Regions from separate parts of the Mus musculus genome. Here region 1 is linked to region 2. Evidence: chromatin loops called from intact Hi-C (ENCODE). Cell type or tissue: left cerebral cortex. All regions are shown on one strand.

Region 1 (8,000 bases), 100 kb before region 2:
AAGATCTCATTATTCTGAAATGAATATGAGAATATGCCTCCAGATAGTTGAAAAGAGTCTTCTACCAATGACTGGGCTGGCCACAGCTACTCTAAAGGGGGCACAGAACACATAGCACTGATGTAATTGGAACAATTTGCAGCTCAGTAAAGTTGGCTGTTAAAAGTCACTGAAGCAAACTGGGGAGGGGCCTATGGGTAAAACTGCCTGCTTACAGCACAGCCTGAAGACCTAAAAACTGATCCCCCAAACCACATACAACCCTGTACCATGCATCTCTAATCCCAACAGTCTAAAGGAAACAAGGGGAGAAGACAGGAGAATTACTCAGAAAGTCCTGGGACCAGCCAGCCTGGCATACGCATACAGAGACAAAAACAACGGAGAGATCCTGCCTCCGAAACAAGGTAGAAAGGTAGAGGGAGACCAATTCCTAAAAGCTGATCTCTGACTTCCTATGTGTGCTGTGCGGAACTCATGCTCACACTCAAATACACATCACAGTCACACACACACACACAAGCTCACACTCATACACACATCACTGTCACACACATACACATGCTCACACTCATACATTAGTCACACACACGTCACACTCACACACACATCACAGTCACACACATACATGCTCACACTCATAGACACATCACACAATATGCATCACACACATACATATATCACACACATATACATCATACATTCATACACACATGTGTTCATACACACATCACACACACACACCACACTCATACACACATTACACACACACCACACATATACCACATATGCTCACAGTCATACACATATCACATATATACCACACACATGTTCATACACACACCACACACATCACACTCACACAATCATAACATACTCATACACACATAATACACAAATATGCACCTACACAGGCGTGCGTGTACCCAGGTGTGCGTGCGCGTGCGTGTGCACACATACAAGCACACACACACACACACAGAGCCATGATTAATAAGACATTACTTCCATCTGAAACTTCACAATCCAGGCCTCCATCACCTGCATTTCTCTGCACACTTTTATCAGTTCTGCTCCAACAGAGCAGTGGCCCTTTAACCTCTGAACACTCACTCTCTTTTCTAGCCCAATATTATAAGTATTTCACAATCACCCCCAGAGCATCATGGTCATGTCCGCCACACTCACTGATAAAAATTCCTGTCCTAGTTAGCTTCCTGTTGCTATGATAAAACAGGGAAAGGGTTAATTTGGCTTCCATGGTCCTGATCCCTGGCAGTCACTCAGGGAAGTCAGGCAGTCACAGAAGGAAAGCTATGGAGGAGTGCTGCTGACTGGCCTAGTCCGCACAGCTCACTCCAATTGCTGTCTTATACACCCCAGGGTACCTGCCCCAGAGTGGCACTGCCTACAGTGATCTGGGCCCACCCACATCAGTCATTAATGAAGAAAATGCCCCTCCCACACACACACATCTGATGCAGGCATTTCACAGTTGAGGTCCCCCTCTTCATCTTTTGTGTATAGTTGACAAAAAAACTAGCCAGCACACAAAGTAATCAGGCCAAAGGGAGTATAGTAGTTAATGACATGCAGAAATGCTACAGCCTGACCACTCATTCAGTGAAATTACCTTTTCCCCAGTAGGAAAGAGGGTGCTATCTAGAGACCCAGCCAACCAAGAGTTTGAAGGACTGTCGTTTTGCAAATCCCATAGCCTATCCTGACCTCTGAGATGGAACGCCTATTCTGAATTACTCCAGGCAGACAAGAAACCTGTTAAAAACTACGAGGGAGGAAATTAACCTTGACAGTTTTTGCAGCTCAGAATGGGAAGGAAACTTCGTTATTATTATTTTCTGTCTTTGTGACGATGGAGCTATCTGCGGTGTCTGAAAAGCACACAGATGCTGAGAGTTCTCAGTCTGAAGTGCCGAGTTAAACAATTATTCCTTATAAGAAGCATATTCTGAAAATTAATTGCACATATGGGACATCTCAAATGACCGACCTGTGTTATTGCATTTCTACTTACAGATTGGCTTATGTTCCCTGCAAGCTTCCATTCCAGTGCCTGCCCATTTCTTAGAGCATCCAGCTCACACCCCTTAGGAAGACCAACAGGGGCTCCATGACCTACTTCTCCAGCCCCAACCCCTGCAGCTCCTCTGAGCTCAGGCTCCACACACTCCGGGAGCACAGCTTGCTCACCTACACACATCTGCTGTTCCTTCTGCAGAAACTACCCTTCCATGGGCAGGAGATGACTCACAAGTGAAAAGCGGGCACTGCTCTTGCAGAGGACTCAAGCTTGGGCCTCCACATCCACACAGGTGACTCACAGCAGCCTGTAAACTCCAGCTCCAGAGGCTATGACACTGTCTTCCCGTCTCTGTGGGCAACTGCACTCAGGTGCACATGAGCACATACTGACGCCAGGCACATGCACATATTTAAAATGAAAACGCATCTTTTTTGGGAAGAAATAGTGTTCTTTCAGTTTGCCAGAGATTTAATTATTAAGACCCCGACCAAGGCTTTCTCTCTAAAGTTCCCCCAGAAACCTGCATGCAAAGGAGGGAGACATTCCTTTAGACCGCCCATATCAGTCCCCTCATCTCATATACAATGAGCACCTACTATGTAGTCGGTACTACAGAGAAAGGGGAATGGGACAAACACCAGGCCCTGCCCAGAGCAGAAGTAAGGGAAATCAAGGGCACCTGACCCCGAGAATTCTGCTGTTTGGTACACAGCATGTACTTATGCAAACAAGACAGTATCCTGGTCACATGATCCTATGGGCCAGCCCTGTGTATGGACTTCATTGCTGATGGAAATGCTACTGTACTATGCTTGGCTGTATTAGCAATATAGCCTAGCAAGTGCCAAGCTATTCTTTGTAGCTGTGCACATTTTTTGTCACATAGTATTTCCATTGGTATTTCTTCACCTGTCTCCCAGTCTTGTCTGCCCGACTTCTTAAACATAATTTAGTCATATTGTGTCTTGTAAGTATCAAATCTCAGTAAATCCTTGTTGAGTCTAGCTGTGATCATGCCGCATTTGATTATGTTATATTTGAATAAACCTGGCTAATAGACTCATTAATCATGAGAATGGACAAAAATGATAAATGGGGGAAGAAAGACTTTACATACCCAGGCTTAATTTCTGAATCTTTTGAAAACACAGACCTTCCAAATGGTGGACCAGATGTTGAAGCAAGAGGATGTGTTTAGGTTCTTTGTAGTGAGCTATGTAACTTCTAGGCTTAAGTTAGCCTGCAGAGATGTTAAACAACATGCACTTGTTCCTTAGTCTGCTATATGCATGTGCCTACCTTGTACCTAACATTGTGTGTTGGGATCAGGAGGCAGCAGACAAGAGATAAAGCATGACCCCCCCAACTCTGAGACTCACATCCACAGGGAAAGGCAGAGAAACATATATCAAGTAACTGGAGGATTGGATAGGACAGTGAACATGCTGCAGAGCTTGGATTTATCCCGAAATCACTGTGAGGTAGAGAAGCAACTACCTCAGATGTGTGTTTCAGCTAGGTCGTTCTGGCATTGGTATAGTGATTAGAGTAGCTCTTGGTTACAGGGCAGAGAGCCTGCTGCTCACAGCAGCACGCTAGTGCTACGGGCAGCGTCGGTGACATTGGCAGCCAGGGGATCAAGACAGCTAGGGTTTCTGCCTGCGTGAAGATTCTGAGCTTGCCACCTAGAATGCTCAGACAGTCGGAATACAGCTTCTTCAACTGTAGAAGGTTCGTGGTTCAAGACTGCCTCTCAATGGCTGCCGAAAGAGTCTCAGATGATCCCAGATGGCAGCTCAACTTTGTCTAATTTTGAACCTTTCTGTGTATCTTAATGCCTCATGCCGACTTGAGCAAAACAGGAAGCCGTGATGTTATGGTTAGGGCTGAAGCGGGCTGTCTGCAGAGACAGCATAATGCATGCTGGTGACAATGAGAATTAAGCTCCCCGCCTGCAGCAGAATCGGTGGGACCTGGAGTGAAGGGACTCTGGGGACTTTATAGTGTTTCGCTTCTCTGTGGGGTGGCAGACTTACCAGGCACGGGCTTTTCATAGAGTAAGGTAAAGGGTGGTTTTCCTGCCTCTCATTTCCCATTTAGCTATAGAGAGAACAATTACCATTCTTTGAAATCACCTTTGTTAACGACATCTGAGGAAAGGGAAGGTTCTATTCTAGTTTCATCAGAGAGAAATTGGCCATAAAGTAACAAAAAAATTGTCAAGAGGAAGCCTTGGTCTTAATTCATCCAATGGCATTTATTTGATTGGAAACACAAACACATACTGTACATCTAAATGAACGGCAGGTTTATGGGGCCCATATTTGGAGTTATTCAGCAATTTGCACCTGCCAGGCGGCTTCGGGGACATATGCAAGGTGTCTTGAGTTACCTGCAACTCCCACTCCACACCAAAAGTCATAAAACCCATTCTCTTCAGTTTTATTCAACTTGTACAAGTTTTGAACAAGGAATGCACAAAAAGTGGTAATGGTCTGTGTGTGTTCTAGGCTGCAGGAAGGCAGATGAGGATTGTGGGAACTCGTGGGAACTCCCATCCTATCTGCTTCAGCAACAGCCACGCTGAGAGAAGCTCAGCCCTGGTGCTACCTACACTTGCCACAGATGGACACCGAGGAGTCATGCTCCTGCCCCAGACCCCAAGGAGTCATGCTCCTGCCCCAGACACTGAGGAGTCATACTCCTGCCCCAGACATGGGTGGGTTTTGATGTAGGCTCACCACGTGATGAATTCCTAAGTCCAAAGTTCAGACATCGATGTCAGAGAAGGACAACGTAGGCAAGCACGGTACCTTGTCCCAGTGAGTCTACAGCAATGGCAGGCGATGGTGCCTCGTTTGTGCTCTTATAATAGAGTCCTGGATCATAGGAATACTTATAAAGAGCAGACATTCCTCACAGCTGTGCAGGGAGGAATCTAAGATGGTCATTGGGTGTCTGGTGAAAGCTACATCCCCAAAGGGGATGAACGAGAGGTGAGTCCTCCCAAGGCTGAGCAGAGAAGGTGTGGTACAACTCTACTGTATAGACCTGTTGGGTATGAAGCATTTATGGCTCTGCTAGAAGGGCAGATACAACTCTACTGTATAGACCTGTGGGGCACTTCTGGCTCTGCTATCAGCATCCAGTACCTTAAGGGGCACAGTGGTCGCTTTTGTCATCACGGTGATCAAATAATCTGACATAACACTTTGAAGAGGAAGAGGGGACATGGATCATCGTGGCAGGGAAGATGGCAGCAGGAAGCTCCGCTGGAGAGGGAAGGAGCCTGGTCTGCTATTCCTGGCCTCCCCCACACCTCAGCGGAATTGGGAAGCAGAAAGCTGACAGAAAATGGGGCAGGGATGTAGATCTCAAGCCCGGTGACCAACATCCAAAGGTAGAGCAAGCCTGCGGGGAACGTTTGATATTCAAACCATAGCAGGCGGAGTTCATATGGCCTATCCCCTCTGAAAGTCCCTAACTCTTAACCGATGGCACTGGCAAGGTTACTATAATTAGGTACAGGGACCCAAAATAAAGACCAGAGGGAAGAAGAGTGCCAGCTCCTTCCCTGTGAGCAGAGGCTCTGCAGTCCTTCGGAACTCTTCATCGGGCTCTAGAAAGCTCAGTCAGGCTGTCTTGGGTAGACACTGAATGATCTGTGAGGGATCAGGAGCTTTCTGTTATTACATATTACATCATTACATCATTGCATATGAACCAATAGCCTGTTTGCGAATAGAATATCAATAAGCTAAAGGATCCGAGAGTGACCAGGCCCCAGAGTGACTGTGGTCTACAGTGAGCCCCAAACCCCTGGGGGATGACAACCTCAGCATTGACTGATCTGCTAGTCAAAGGCCATTTGTAACTATGGAGACGGGCTCTGTGTGCTACCCAGACACTTACCTGCGCTCTTGTACATGACCTACTTTCCTCTTCTTTCCTTTTGCTTTTAGAGACAAAGTCTCATTAGTTAGCCTAGGCTAGCCCTGAACTTGCAACCCCTGTATCTACTCTTAGAGTGCAGAGATGGGAAATGTGCGTCACTTTGTCCAGTGTAAAGGACGTTTTAGTTATTTACTTCCTTCCTTGGTATGGATGTTTTGCCTGCGTATATGTCTGTGCACCATATGTATGCCTGGTCCTATGGAAGGGAGAAGAGGGTGTTGGGCTGGAGTTAGGACTGGAGTTAACAGACAGTTGGGAACTGCCATGTGGGTGCTAGAAACCAAACCTGGGTGGGTCCTTTGGAAGAGAAGCCAGTGCTATTAACAGCTAAGTCATCTCTATGGGCCCTAAAGGGCTTTTCTTAGTGAATCCACAAAACAGTGAGACCTCTGGAAGGTCTCAAGGGTGGAGAGCAGCCAGGCGTTCCTCTATGCATTTCCTAGGTTTCTATGCCAACCTATGGACACACAAGCTCAACAGCAGTTCACCCAGACCTTTCTTGTAGACCACAGTACAGCACACAGAGTCCCTTCTGTTGGAAGCCATACACCAGGAAAAAGAACCAGGTTGCTTACTTTGAAAAAAAAAATGAACATCAGTCTTTTCCCTATAGTATATGTGGGTGTGCGTGGCAACGTGACAGAGGTAAAGAAAAACTAAGCCTTACTCATGAATTTCTCACTAAAACATAATTACCCTTGGTATTTTAGTACGCTTCCTTATGGAAGTCTTCATACCTATCACAATGTGCGTAGATGGTGCTCACTGATTCTTCGACGGATGGGATGACTTAATTCATTCAACAGCGTAAAACTAAAATACAGTCCAGGTAGTCTGGGCTGCTATGAAACCGAGCATTGACATTTCTGTTGAAGTCCCCTTGGCTGCCCTGGAAGGAATGTGTGTCCTTGACCACGCCTCTCTCTCATTGGCTGCCCTTGACCACGCCTCTCTCTCATTGGCTGCCCTTGACTACACCTCTCTCCCATTGGCTGCCCTTGACCACGCCTCTCTCCCATTGGCTGCCCTTGTCCACTCCTCTCTCCCATTGGCTGCCCTTGACCACGCCTCTCTCCCAGTGGCTGCCCTTGACCATGCCTCTCTCCCAGTGGCTGACTGCCCTCAGGCACTTTTCAGATGAGGCCGGTTCCTCCCTGCCTCCCTCTCACCCACCCATTTTGCCAACTGAAGAAATATTTAAATTTCATAAATCATCCTCAGTAATCCTTTCATCCCTCTTGACATTTTTCTTTAAATCTCACTAAGTGATGGGTATTTGGGGAACAGCCAGAAGTAGCCCCTCGTGTGGCACTTCCAGAACACTGATGGAGAGGAGGGGCCCAGTGGGGGTGGGATTGGATGGGTGAGGGGCTCTTGACATGCACAGCCTCCTATTTGCCTCTGTGGGCCAGGCTTCAGCCTTACCCATTCCGTAAAGACTGTAGCTCAAAACAGCCATCCACAGGAAGGGCAGACCTGCTTACTGGATATTATTTTGTTTCCTAGAAAGAAATTTCACAGCTCAACAATTTGTAACTCTCTTAATTAGTGACTCTTAATTAGTGACTTTTCTGGGTTGCTTATAGTCTGTGTAATTATATCTTTATGGGACAGTCTCAAAATGCATTGTTCTTCCCGTCCATGGGCAGAATAGGTCTGCCCTTAGAGCTCTGGCACCCCGCTCCCACACAGGATGAATGGCAGAGGACCAGCTAGCACAGCCTCGGGAACCGCACTTGCACTTGCCGGTGGGTGCTGCCTCTTCATTGCAGCCAGGCTTTTGTTTTCCAGGCCCTTTTTGTCCACTAGATTAAAGAGTTAAGGAATTCTCACCATTTTTTACCGTGTCGAGCAGTGAGTGCAGCTACTTATTTCCAAGGACTTTGTCCCTCCCTCCCTTAGTCCCTGGACACTCAGTTCTACTTCTGTCTCCATGGATAGGCCTAGTCTCCAGGTCCCAAGGAGGTTCTGCCTTCCCATGGCCAGAGGCAGAAGAGCAAAA
Region 2 (8,000 bases):
CGTTCCTGAAGGCATAGCTTCATCCTTAGCCAGGCTCAAGATCCCCCTTCCCTCCTGCAGACTGAATGGAGGGCTTGCCTGGGGAACACCAACCACTCCTCAAGACAACACCCACTCTCTAGCATCCATGAACAGTGACTGCCCAACCTCTGTCCCCCACCTGCACATAAAATGTCATGTACTCTACATGGCTTTGCCAAGGTCATGTGATGTCCTCAGATCTGGGATTGGAGTCCAGGCTTCTTGTCCCAGAATTTAAATACTGAGCCTCTTTGTGTCAAGTCCTTTCCCCGACTTGACAAATTCACTGGGATGCGTGTCCCTTGAAATTACATCTATTTCTTCCTGACATTGTTTCACAGTGGAGAAAATAGCACTGTTCTCAGGCCTTTGAACGGCTACACCCATGGACAGACTGGAGAAGGGACAAATGCTGAAATTAGGGTCTTCAACTTCTCATAAGTTCCCTTTCTAAATGGGTGAAAGAAATGTACTGGTGATTGTTTCAAAAAACAATGAGCAAGAGCCCGGTTATTAAAGCCTCTTGTCTCTGGATGGCATAACAATTTAAAAGGGCAGGGAGCCAGCAACCATGTATCTGATGTGCTACAAAGAGAGGGAAAGGCACACTGGGCTTCCCTAAAATGTCACAGAATCACCCGACGAGCATGAAGGGAACAAGACACCCCATCCAAGTGTCCATTTCATGAACTGTCACTAGGAAAAACTGAAGGGTAAGAGATGCGATTGGAGTCTCCAGCTCCCATACCGGAAGGAAACACTGGGTTTGGGGGCGGGGCTTGATGCAACAGGAAGTCTGCTGGGCGTTGTTTCCTTGAGCACCAGGATGTCGGTGGAGTGGAATAGATGTGGTTCCACAGGCTATGAAAATGGCAGTCTTATTCTCCAATCAGTGTGGGTTTAGGGGTGAAAATTACGAATGCCCCCAGAAGCTATGAAGGCAGGACAAGTGTATGAGACTGGCCAGGAGAGGGTCCGGGGCACTGGGACAAACACCTGATCCGCAGGCAGTAAACCTGCTGCTGGGTCCCACGGGGCTATGAACACCAGGGATATCACCCTGTGGAGGCTCTGAGGCTTTGATGGAAGCAAGATGGCCTTACGCTTGTGTGAATTGCTCAAACCACTGTTTTTATCATGTATAGGGTGAGAGAAGGTCCTTTAGGGAAGACTTGGTAAATCCCCACTGTGTAGGAAGCTGCAAAGACCCTGTGCAGAAGCACTCCCGCCTAGTGGGGAGAGCCTGTGACTTTCTAACCCACAGTGTCCACTGCTAGGACAGACCCTGCCTTCATTTGTAAAGCAAAAGGCTTGACTCACCCTAAACTCTTCCAATCTTAATCCTGATTATAGATACATACACATTGTAAAACTCCCGTGATACCTCATCAAAGATGCCCGTCAGCTGGGGCAGTATTTGTTTTGCTTTCGATTGTAGATTTCCCTTCCCTTAGACAACATAAGAGAGAAAGAAGAGTCTATCAGACGGCCTTCTCCTCTTTTCTGTTAGTATACAAAATAAAAGAAATAGTTGACTTAAGATTTTTTTAAAATGCTCAGTTTTGAATGTCTGTGGTCATGGTACCTTCCTGCTCTTGGGCTTGGAGGGAGGAAGTCCTGCGTGGCATAACACGTAACCGAGAAGCCACCCATCTCTCCTGTCAGCTGAAAATCAACGAGAGAATAGGAAGAGTTAGATACCCAAGAGTCTCCTCAAGAGTATGCAACCAAAGACCCTATCCCCTCAGGGTTCCTCAGACTGCCACCAGTTATGAGTAGTTAGTTCTATAAGCTTCGGACCAAACTTCAGACCAAGCCACACCACACACACACACAAACACTTGCATTCACACATAATTAACTAATTATGATGTCCTGCATTGGCCATGTGTCGAATATTCTTGGAAATCATTTGACTTCTTGTCTTGGGATGACAATTAGGAAAAGTGACATGGCTGCCCCAGGTTGAACACTGGTGAACACTAGCCATGGGTCCTTCCCTGCCACCTGGGTCCTTCCCCCTCATCTGGGTCCTTCCCCACACCTGGGTCCTTCCCCCTCACCTGGCTCCTTCCCCCTCAGCTGGGTCTTCCCCCTCAAGTGATCACTGGCGTTAGTCCCCTATCACTTTCTAATGTCTGATTTTACAGGCTTCCAGAAGGCAGAGACTTCAGAGCCACCCTGACTTACAGGACAGCAAAGAGATCACTTGACAGATGAGTGTGACATGTCAGAAGGGAGCCAGGGACGCAGGCTAAGAAAAGACTTGGGCGGCCCTGGCTCTGCCAACTGGACAGATGGCTTCTTCAAAGCCCCCGGGAAACAGTGAAGCCACATTAATTCTCCTGAGCTTCTGGGAGGAGAGCAAGCCACCCCTCCTTAAACTGTTCCATTGTGTAGAAATTGCATCCTCTGGGTGACAGGGCAGAGGGCGGATCCACCCAGACATTCCCAATGTCATTTATTAGGGGCAATCTTGGTGTCACAGAACATTGAAAGGCGTGTTATTTTCTCCACATAGGACCTATGAAAGAAGAAAGAGGTCTGCTTTGTCAGCTGAGTGGAGAGAGGGGACATAGGGTTTGCTGTCACCACAGAAGTGCTTGGTGACACTCGACAGGAGTAAGCTTTGTTCTCCTGTTTCCATTCTTATGACACTGAGATGGAAATTGCTTCCAAAGGGAGAACGGAAGTTATGGAAGCTTGCATCTTTATAAGTGTAGGAGTAGCGAGTCAGAAGCAGTTTGAGCAGACCATCTGGAGCGTCAGCCAGCCCCACCCTGCTGGAACTTTCACACCGAGCTTGCAGGTGACCCAGCTCTGTGGACAAGTCAGGCCTACGCACTTGGTTCTCTGTAGTCTATAAGTAGTAGAAGGTTCCAGAAATGTCTGTCCTGATTTCAATTGCAGCCTTTAGGGTGTGCATTCCCTTCTGCTGGAAACCAGCCTGGACACCCTGTTGACTCAGTCAGTGGTTGTTGAACGTTCTTTGATCCAAGCATGGTAGTATGTGACCAGAATCCCAACAACTAGAGAAGGTGAGGCAGGCTGATCACCAGTCCCCATGAGTTTGAGACCAGCCTAGGCAACCTAGCATGGTGTTTTGTCACCCAAATAGAAGGATGTGACAAATCCTCATAGCCACAGGAATTTAGGAGTGTCTGGTGTGTCATGTTATCTGTCCAAATTCTTACCTTATTATTCCATCTCTGTAAACAGAAAGGTCTTACACTCAAGTTACAGATATTCGCACATGCTGGCCAGTGTAACACTTCAGCACAAACATCTAGACAATATTCTGCATTAAAATACTGTTAGACCGAGTTCATAGCACTAAAATAATGCAAGACATTGAGCCAAGGATCTGAATTTTGCCGATGATGAACTAACAGTCCTGATAAGACTGGAGGGGGCTATGTCAACAATTAGACAGGTATGGTCTTCTTCGTAGTCCTGATTGCATTGAAGAAAAGTGTCTTTCAGAGGATTACCCTGTCTTCACATTTAAAATGACCTTAATATGGTTCTGAGAGGCCCTAGAGTGTGAGGAAGTTACAACATTTTGTTTGTTTGTTTGTTTGTTTGATCTTCCTTCCTGTTGCAGATGTGTAGTCTGGGGAAGGGTAGAGGTTTATGTCAGTTACTTCAGGTAGCATTCAAACTTCCCCAAGCTTGGTGAAAACCACAGGAGTCATAGGTTTGTAATTACAACTTCTAAGAGCTGACCAGATGCAGCAAGGCGGGCCTCAGACCCGCTATCACATCTCATCACCCCCCTACCCCTACCCCCAATGATGAGTGCCCATGCTGGCTGAGAGCAGGGACTTCAGGGGAGCTGTGGGTAGGGATTCCTCCAAGTGGCCTCTGAGTTTCCTGAGCTTTCTCCCAGCATGGCTGCCAGACACTGGAGCTAAGGAGCTCAGAACAGAGGTGTGGCAAAAGCTCCAAGGTCAGACATCACCATGTCCCACTGTCTGCTGTTGGCTGGGAGAGACACACTCTGATTACCTCACGTTGGGGCAAGGAAAACGAAGTACTGCCGCTTACAAGGACTATGTACTAAAACCAACAGTCCAAGCAGTCTCGTCTCCAAACTGCAGTCACACAGTTCCTCCATCACGGCTTAGTGACTCACATCCTGGAGAGTAAGCCCAGCATCCGAATCAGCTAGGTCTGGGGTATATTGTTCTTCTAGCTCCCACGTGAAGTTCTGTGAAAGCAGCATCAGCTTTCCCCCTCCTCCTCCCCCCCTCAACCCACCCCCACTGCACCCCCTCCCGCCCCACGAGCGGCTTCTGGAACCAGCAGTATTCTCAGGTTGGTAATGACTTCATTGTAGTTTAGCACCACTGTGTGCAGCTGGGATTCTGAAGGTGGCAGGTCTGTTTCCGGAGGCATCCCGAAGATGGGTGGTTGGCCGTATCCATTGTGCACGGAGCGGCATCGCTCACGCCTGCCTTTGTGCTGCACAACAGCGCCTGTTCATCAGTGTGATCCATTATACCCGGCTTTCTACTTCTGTCTCTCTGTGCAGATTCCATTCTCTTCTCTGATTGCTTTTGCTTCTTAGACCATTACTCTAGTTGATGGTGCCAGGTTATCATTGGACCCCATCTCGCTCTCCAATAAGCCTGTGATTGATACTAATCTTCCTCATGGGACACATTTTATGGGATGCACAGTAGAAGCCTCTTTCTAAATCTTAGCTTCTATATGCTGACAATTTACGGGGTTGTGCCTCTCACCCGTGTCAGAAGGCTTCAGGGAAACTTTAGGATCGTAATCAGACCTCCTAATAAGAATATCTATGCCTTTTATATACAGACAGTCACTCACTTCCTTCAGACCGAGCTACACCCCCATTGGTACTCTCTCCCTCCAGCTAATAAGACACACACCTAGCCCAGTGCTATCTGGGCTGTAGCCAGTTCCTAGAAACTCAGCGTGGATCATTTGTCTCTTCTGAGGAGAGTGGAATTTTAATTATACTAATGAAAGCTTTCATTTGCCACCACGTCCATAAAAACAGAAAATTAAGGTAGCTACAGACACCTCACTGAAGCAGACACCTTGCTGACACCCTGCCTCTCCCTGGAAGATGAGCTGCTGAGACGTTTACAGGCACACAACATAACCCTCAGATTAACACATGCCTTGGAGTTAAAACTTTCCAAACAATATTTTAGGAAAAGTTTTGATTTCTCAGGAGAAATTGTGCCTTAAGATAGAAAGCAAGTGCCGTGCACTTTTCGCTTGGGGCACTGTTAGGGTCTCTGTCTTTTAAGTGGCAGCATCCAGAAAATAGACTTCTAGGAGTCTAAACCTTTACACAGTCTAGTGATGGGCACCAGCTGGTTTACTCAGAGCTAAGGAAGTTCTTCTCTTGCTTCAGTCCAGCCGTGCTGCAGACCAGCAACACTCCACAAAACTGGCTGTGCTTTATATTGTGATTTTAAAATTCCAATCCAATTGTATATATTATGGAAAATAAATGCACAAAAACTATGGTTGTTTTTTTTTCAGTGCCAGGGGTGGTGGCACACACTTGTAATCCCAGTCTGAGTGGAGGGAGACAGCGCATCCCAGCAGCTTGATGGTCAGCCATTCTAACCTCAGTGACTTGCAGGCCAGGGAGAGACCCTGCCTCAAAAAACACAAGGTGAATGATATCTAAAGAAGCAATTCTGAGGTTGTTCTCTGGCTTTTACCCACACATATGTACACAAGTGTACCTATACACATATACATGCACACATCCGTGCACTCTTGAGCGAGCACACACACCTTTAATGACTGGACCTCACAGGTATCCTGTGATCTGCATCTGAAAGTGGGTCCTCCTCAGGGCTGGCTTTTAGGAGGTGGGAAACTGCCTGTTTTTCCTCATCTGATATGGGGATTTCAGAAATGTCTTTGCCATTCGAGGCCCAGAAACTACAGAGAACACATGGGCAGGGGACCCGCCTGTTCACACAGGCTAAGGTACGACCTATGCAGAAGGAGTGCCATCCACACAGCTGGAGCATGCCAAGACCTGACCATCCCCAGAGCACCAGAACCCCCTCCCCAGCCTGTCTGGGTATACTTGGAGACTCCTCCTATCTCCAAAGCCCATCTGCTGTGAACCACCTTTCAGCATGTTCTCAGCAACGGTCAGATTGCCTCCATGGTCCTTCAGCTTTCTGTATCCTTCACCGGTCCCTGCCCTGTAGCTTCCATTTACTCTAATCATAAACATGGCAGTACTGGAAGGATGCCGATGCAGATGTCGATGCCGATGCCGATGTCGATGCCGATGCCGATGCCGATGCCGATGCCGATGCCGATGCCGAAGTCTTTACCATCGTTCTGTGTCCTAGGATGATGCTAAAATCCCCGATTCCCCACCACAACCACTTAGGCTTGAGGATTCTCACACTCGAACCCAGTTTACTAGGTAAGAATCAGGTTGTCTTGGGTACCTGAGTCTTTCCAGACTGGGCCATGGAATATCAAGTTCGACCTGGAAGTGCCAGAAAACTGGGGCACATCTGTAGCCAGTGTGGATCAAGGGGTACTCAGAAGACAAGGCGGAGGTGATAACGAGGGGAAAGTTCAGTTCAGAGAGCTGGCTGACAGGAAGATGGGCTGGGCGGCAGCTGCCTCACTGGTCAAAGCTTCCCAGTCCCACCGCAGTGCCCTCTCCCCCATGCAGGCAGCCTGTGGGTTCTAGTTAGGAGCCCCTGCCTACAGAGGCAGGGGCTTAACCTCTCTCAGCAGTGAGGAACCATAAATACGGGACTGTCCGTGGGAGGCTCAGACTTGTCTAGAACCGGTTCCAGGAAAGACTGTTGTTCCCTAGATTTTCTGTTAGGAGGTGACATCTCACAATGAGGTGGGATCTGGCTGGCCACTTGCACATTAAGCTCAATCTTAGCTTTGGCCATGATTATGGGATGTTGGGTGTATTTCTTGACTCCCATTTCTTAGCTTTGGCCCTGATTATGGGATGTTGGGTGTATTCCTTGACTCCCATTTCTTAGCTTTGGCCCTGATTATGGGATGTTGGGTGTATTCCTTGACTCCCATTTCTTAGCTTTGGCCCTGATTATGGGATGTTGGGTGTATTCCTTGACCTCCCAGGTCTGCTCTTTCTTCCAAATGTGGCTTATTTTAAAGGTCATGTACCACCTTTGATCCATGTCATCTTCATAGAAAAAAAAGGTGGACTCTAGGACTTAGTCATGACTAAGGAGAGGCTCCCGGCACCTCCGCCAGGGAGAGGCTTTCTGCTCCTATCTGTGAGCACCTTGCATCAACCTCTGACACTTGCTGGCTGTGTTCCCTCTCTCCCCTGCCAGTCCCACTGTCTCTCCATAAAAGCACAGCATAGCTGGTAGCATTTGAGGTTGTTTTCTGGAAGGCACAGGCGTGCCTGTCTCTGCGTGGAGCGGGGATTGATTTGTCTCAGGGGCCTCATTCCAGCCCTGGCATTGACTTCTGGAGGTGTCATTGAGAGGGGTTCAGCAGGATAACCTTCACGACTCCCCAGAGAAGGGGGGATACAGCCCCATGTCCAGGTTCCCGGGATCTGTGCCACATGCTGGGCTCTGTAGGCCAGGGGCGGACAGCACAGCAGCTGTCAGCATCAGGCAGGCTCTCCTCGCCATCTCCCCAGTGCACACTGTTTGAGAAAGGATCTGTTTGGTTGAGTCCTTTGTATCCTCAGCATGAAGAACCTGGCACATAACAAACTCCTGAAAAGTGCTTGTTTGAATGGAGACACAAATGGGAATGTGTTGGGTATGGGTATAATGCTATGAACATGGCTCCACTTGCCACGCCATAACAGATCAACAGTGACACACGTAGAGGGCCCAGGAACAAGCAGAGTGTCCAGGCCATGAGTTCCCAAGCACCCTTTGCTGTGTTTTTCAAAAAGATAAGGGGAGAAAAGGAATATGTATTGGTGGAGATGTGGTCAGGTATGGGGGAAAGGG

What was found. A loop is a pair of places that touch in the nucleus more often than their neighbours do. Peaks named below come from ENCODE experiments on the same cell type or tissue, not always from the same donor. Only the 100,000 strongest peaks of a DNase experiment are listed, where the experiment ranks them.
Region 1: it touches region 2 in a loop (2.0-fold over the local background); 3 of 42 quality-filtered maps call a loop at or near these places.

The regions. Positions count from the first base shown.
Region 1 is chr3:152,965,830-152,973,829 of GRCm38, reverse strand. All of the region lies in intron 2 of St6galnac5 (ST6 (alpha-N-acetyl-neuraminyl-2,3-beta-galactosyl-1,3)-N-acetylgalactosaminide alpha-2,6-sialyltransferase 5), which reads left to right. All of the region lies in intron 2 of Gm46830 (a long non-coding RNA gene), which reads right to left. Among named protein-coding and RNA genes, the nearest start is that of St6galnac5, 12 kb to the left of the region's middle. In left cerebral cortex, a CTCF peak has its summit at 3,831; DNase peaks (open chromatin) are centred at 2,246, 3,767 and 6,651; H3K27ac peaks cover 980 bases.
Region 2 is chr3:152,862,682-152,870,681 of GRCm38, reverse strand. All of the region lies in intron 2 of St6galnac5 (ST6 (alpha-N-acetyl-neuraminyl-2,3-beta-galactosyl-1,3)-N-acetylgalactosaminide alpha-2,6-sialyltransferase 5), which reads left to right. Among named protein-coding and RNA genes, the nearest start is that of Gm46830, 33 kb to the left of the region's middle. In left cerebral cortex, no CTCF peak of the experiment used is centred here; DNase peaks (open chromatin) are centred at 2,344, 2,810, 4,129 and 4,446.